Linked DNA regions of Homo sapiens: region 1 is linked to region 2. Evidence: chromatin loops called from intact Hi-C (ENCODE). Cell type or tissue: breast epithelium. All regions are shown on one strand. Region 1 overlaps DEAF1 (DEAF1 transcription factor). Region 2 holds the start of LOC105376509 (a long non-coding RNA gene).

Region 1 (2,500 bases), 78 kb before region 2:
CCCTGCTCTGCAGCTGAGGGCCTCCACGTGACAACATCCCAGCAGCACCGGACCCACCTGGCACCCACCTGGCACCCAGGCCTCACTCTCTAAGACTTCCCAATAAAAGGACCTGGGGCTCCCTGCCTGGCACCCAGGCCTCACTCTCTTAAGACTTGCCAATAAAAGGACCCGGGGCTCCTTGGAGAAGGGGCTGATTCCCGGGCCAGGGCAGGGAATGCAAGAGGAGGCTGGAGCACCCTGCAGTGCCAGGAAGTCAGGACGTACCCCAAAATGAAAAGTCTGTTGAAAGGGGTGCATCAGGGGACCCAGGAGCCGACGGCAGGAGCTCCCTAGGGCCAAGGACAGATGGTGTGCTTCACAAGAAAGTAGTGTTGCCTTCTAGCTCAGAGTTTAAAACACATATAAAATGAGCCCATCCGGATACAAACAAATGATCAAATAAATAAATACAAGTCCAAGCTATTCCAGATCCTCCCGTCTAGGAGAAGCCCCCCCACGGCCGTGGACTTGCTGCCTGACTAAATGTGCAAAGGGAGAAGCAGTCCTGTCACCAAGGAGACACCTACAGACACCTGACTCTGGTGAGGAAGGTCAGAGCTGTCTGTAATGTCACTTGGATGTCAGGGACGCCACAGTGGGGTGAGACAGGCGGCAGCACCCCTCCCTGAAACCTGTCGTCCACCCCCACGAGAAAGCACAAGACAAGCCTGGATCGGGGCACCTGGACAAACTGCCTGGCCAGGCCCTCTCAGAACTGCAGGGCATGGAAGACAAGGAAAGACTGAGAGACCGTCACAGGCCTGAGGGTGCTGGGCAAATGGTGCACGGGAGGCTGTCTCCCACAGGTGGCAGCGGGGACAAGGTCCTAGAGCAGAAACAGGACATTGATAGTGAAATTCAAAGTCCGGAGTTCACAGGGACACCCAGCGACGGTTTCTCAGCTACAACAGCCATGCCCTGTGGGCTTTGAAGTTACAGAGGGGAGGCTGCGGAGTGGCAGAAGGGACCCTCTGCGCTCACTTTGCAACTTTTCTGTAAACCTAAAATTATCCCGAAATACGTTTATTTTTTAAAATAACCATTCATTAGCCGGGCACGGTGGCTCACGCCTGTAATCCCAGCACTTTGGGAGGCTGAGGCAGGCGGATCACGAGGTCAGGAGATCGAGACCATCCTGGCTAACACGGTGAAACCCTGTCTCTACTAAAAATACAAAAAAATTAGCCAGGCGTGTTGGCGGGTGCCTGTACTCCCGGCTACTCGCGAGGCTAAGGCAGGAGAATGGCATGAACCCAGGAGGTGGAGCTTGCAGTGAGCCGAGAACGCGCCACTGCACTCCAGCCTGGGTGACAGAGCTAGACTCTGTCTCAAAAACAAAAACAAAAAACCATTCATTACTGCGGAAGAGGTGTGTGTGCGTTGCAGAAGGTTAGGACAAGACACCGCGTTTCCGCAGCCAAGGACATCGACAAGTCCCATTCTGCGCTTTCAGGAAACTGTCAGGAAATCACAGGACTGCGGATGGCACAAAGGGCAGAAGTGCCCAGGCCTGCCCAGGCGCCCCAAGAAGCTCATGCTGCCAAGCAGCTGGCATTGCCATTAGCATTCAGAGTTCTCTGGGCCGCAGGCGGGCAGAGGAGGAGACTGCAGCAGAGCACCCTGCGGGGAGTCCCGCCCAAGCAGCGGGTCCAGCCCCTCAGCAGAGACTGCGAAGGGGTTTCCTGGCCTGCCTTCCCTGCTGCAGGGGCCCCCCATCTGCACATCACACAACAGGAACACACCTACTTTTGGCAATGCAATAGCTGGTGTACTCTGGTCCAGGTGGAAAAAAGCCTTGTGAATCACATATGCTGGTTTCATTATAATTGATTTTTAAATTAGACAAATTACAGATAACAAAGCCACTCCTTCAGAAACAGCCAACCAAGAGTAAGACCATAAGATCACATATAAAATGCCTATTAATTTCTAACTATCAAAGAATAAGTTAATAATGTATTCATTATTCTTTCTGCAAATAAAACTAAGTCTAACTTGAAAACCTAGATACTGGCCAGGCATGGTGGCTACACCTGTAATCCCAGCACTTTGGGAGGCCGAGGCGGGAGCATCGCTTGAGCCCAAGAGTTTAAGGCCAGCCTAGGTGACATGGCAAAACCCTGTCTCTACAAAAAAAAAAAAAAAAAAAATTAGCTGGGCATGGTGGCATGCACCTCTTAGCTACCAGAGAGGCTGAGGTGGGAGGATTGCTTGAGCCTGGGAGGTGGAGGTTGCAGTGAGCTGAGGTCACACCAGTGCACTCCAGCCTGGGTGACAGAGGGAGAACATGTCTCAAATGATAAAAAATAATAATAAAAAAGAAAACCTAGACACACCCCGGATGGAGATGAGGCTGTGGTTGGAGGCAGCCTGGTGGATCGTGTATCTTACAAGGAGTGCTTTCTTTATGACTTATTCTTAGAGGATGTAATGCTGCCAGGAGCCTCGATGGAGCCAA
Region 2 (2,500 bases):
TTCACGGGGTCTGAGTGGGCGCCATTGCCGGATCCGGAACCCGCCTGAGGGTCTTCGCGGGGTCTGAGTGGGCGGCATTGCCGGATCCGGAACCCCGCCTGAGGGTCTTCGCGGGGTCTGAGTGGGCGCCATTGCCGGATCCGGAACCCCGCCTGAGGGTCTTCACGGGGTCTGAGTGGGCGCCATTGCCGGAGCGGGAACCCGCCTGAGGGTCTTCACGGGGTCTGAGTGGGCGCCATTGCCGGAGCCGGAACCCGCCTGAGGGTCTTCGCGGGGTCTGAGTGGGCGCCATTGCCGGAGCGGGAATCCCACCTGAGGGTCTTCACGGGGTCTGAGAGGGCGCCATTGCCGGAGCCGGAACCCGCCTGAGGGTCGTCACGGGGTCTGAGTGGGCGCCATTGCTGGATCCGGAACCCCTCCTGAGGGTCTTCACGGGGTCTGAGTGGGCGCCATTGCCGGATCCGGAACCCGCCTGAGGGTCTTCACGGGGTCTGAGTGGGCGCCATTGCCGGATCCGGAACCCCGCCTGAGGGTCTTCGCGGGGTCTGAGTGGGCGCCATTGCCGGAGCGGGAACCCGCCTGAGGGTCTTCACGGGGTCTGAGTGGGCGCCATTGCCGGATCCGGAACCCCTCCTGAGGGTCTTCACGGGGTCTGAGTGGGCGCCATTGCCGGATCCGGAACCCGCCTGAGGGTCTTCACGGGGTCTGAGTGGGCGCCATTGCCGGATCCGGAACCCCGCCTGAGGGTCTTCGCGGGGTCTGAGTGGGCGCCATTGCCGGATCCGGAACCCGCCTGAGGGTCTTCACGGGGTCTGAGTGGGCGCCATTGCCGGATCCGGAACCCCGCCTGAGGGTCTTCACAGCATCTGAGTGGGCGCCATTGCCGGAGCCGGAACCCGCCTGAGGGTCTTCGCGGGGTCTGAGTGGGCGCCATTGCCGGAGCGGGAATCCCGCCTGAGGGTCTTCACGGGGTCTGAGTGGGCGCCATTGCCGGAGCGGGAATCCCGCCTGAGGGTCTTCACGGGGTCTGAGGGGAAAGCAGGGCCGGGGTGGGCGTGTGGAAGGTTTTGGGGTGTGGCTTCAGGTGAGTCTTCAGGAGGCTTCGTTAGGATTGGGCATGTTTGGGACGGAAGTGGTTCGGGACTGATGGACATAAGAAGGGTTTGGAGTGAGTCTGGAGACTGAGCCCAGCTGTGCTGTCCGCTCACAGGTCCTAGGCAACGACTGTCAGGAAGTTCCCAAAATAAGTCACTCACAACCTCATCGTCCTGGGTAAGTTTCCTGATATGTTCCACAGCTCAATGGTCCATCATTGTTTTTGGTTTTGTTTTGTTTTGTTTTGTTTTGTTTTGTTTTTGAGGCGGAGTCTCGCTCTGTCGCCCAGGCTGGAGTGCAGTGGCGCGATCTCGGCTCACTGCAAGCTCCGCCTCCCGGGTTCACGCCATTCTCCTGCCTCGGCCTCCCGAGTAGCTGGGACTGCAGGCGCCCGCCACCACGCCCGGCTGATTTTTTTTTTTGTATTTTTAGTAGAGACGGGGTTTTACTGTGTTAGCCAGGATGGTCTCGATCTCCTGACCTTGTGATCTGCCCGCCTCGGCCTCCCAAAGTGCTGGGATTACAGGCGGGAGCCACCGCGCCCAGCCTGTTGTGTTTTGTTTTTGAGACAGCGTCTCGCTCTGTTGCCCAGGCTGGAGTGCAGTGGGGCAATTGGGGTTCACTGCAGCCTCGACCTCCTGGGTTCAAGGGATCTTCCCAGTCTCCACCTCCCAAAGTGCTGGGATTACAGGCGCGAGTCACTGCACCCGGCTCCATCTTTTTTTCCCCCCAAAACTGGCTGTCAAGAACAAGGAAAATTAAAAAAAAAAAAAAACACAAGGAAAATTTACCATCTTAACCATTTTCAATTGAACAGTTCAGTGGCATTGAGAAAGTGGAAAAACTCAAACCGTGTTCCCTCTGGTCTCACTGCACAGTAATAATCAGCACAGAGAACTTCTGTTTCTCCCGCACACCAAGCAAGCAGCCAGCTTTGCAACAGACACAGAGGAGTTCTGTTTCTCCCCGCACACCCAGCAAGCGGCCAGCTCCGTTTTTCCTGCACACGGAGCAGGCAGTCAGCTGTGTCTCCCGCACACCGAGCAAGCCCTCAGCTTTGCCACAGACACCGGCTGGGTGTTCTCCCTTTCAGTTCGCTTCTGAGGCTGTCTACCTGCAGTTAGCCCCAGATCCACAGGCTGGGGGCTCAGTCCCACAAGACTGCCCCACACTTCCCACCAGTCGTGAGTCCAGGCCTCTGGAAGGTGTCACCAAATGGCATTAAATTGGGGTTCCCACCACCGCCCTCTTTGGGCTTGATTAATTTGCTAGAGAGGCTCACAGAACTCAGGGAAACACTTTTACCGATTTATCACAAAGAATATTTAAAAGCATAGAAAGACAGCCCGATGAAGAAACGCACAAGGTGGGGTCTGGAAGGGCCCCGAGAGCAGGAGCTTCCGTC

What was found. Hi-C counts contacts between places; a loop is a spot of excess contacts. Peaks named below come from ENCODE experiments on the same cell type or tissue, not always from the same donor. Only the 100,000 strongest peaks of a DNase experiment are listed, where the experiment ranks them.
Region 1: it touches region 2 in a loop (12-fold over the local background); 97 of 110 quality-filtered maps call a loop at or near these places.

The regions. Positions count from the first base shown.
Region 1 is chr11:657,057-659,556 of GRCh38, forward strand. The region is part of intron 10 of DEAF1 (DEAF1 transcription factor); the gene reads right to left. It overlaps LOC124902603 (a long non-coding RNA gene), which reads left to right. Exons shown (of 2, transcript XR_007062543.1): 2 at 1-2,048. Among named protein-coding and RNA genes, the nearest start is that of DRD4, 21 kb to the left of the region's middle. In breast epithelium, no CTCF peak of the experiment used is centred here; DNase peaks (open chromatin) are centred at 1,335 and 1,505; H3K4me3 peaks cover 347 bases; H3K27ac peaks cover 1,129 bases.
Region 2 is chr11:735,466-737,965 of GRCh38, forward strand. It overlaps LOC105376509 (a long non-coding RNA gene), which reads left to right and starts at 1,059. Exons shown (of 3, transcript XR_930962.3): 1 at 1,059-1,272. RefSeq lists an enhancer at 1-188. In breast epithelium, no CTCF peak of the experiment used is centred here; no DNase peak of the experiment used is centred here.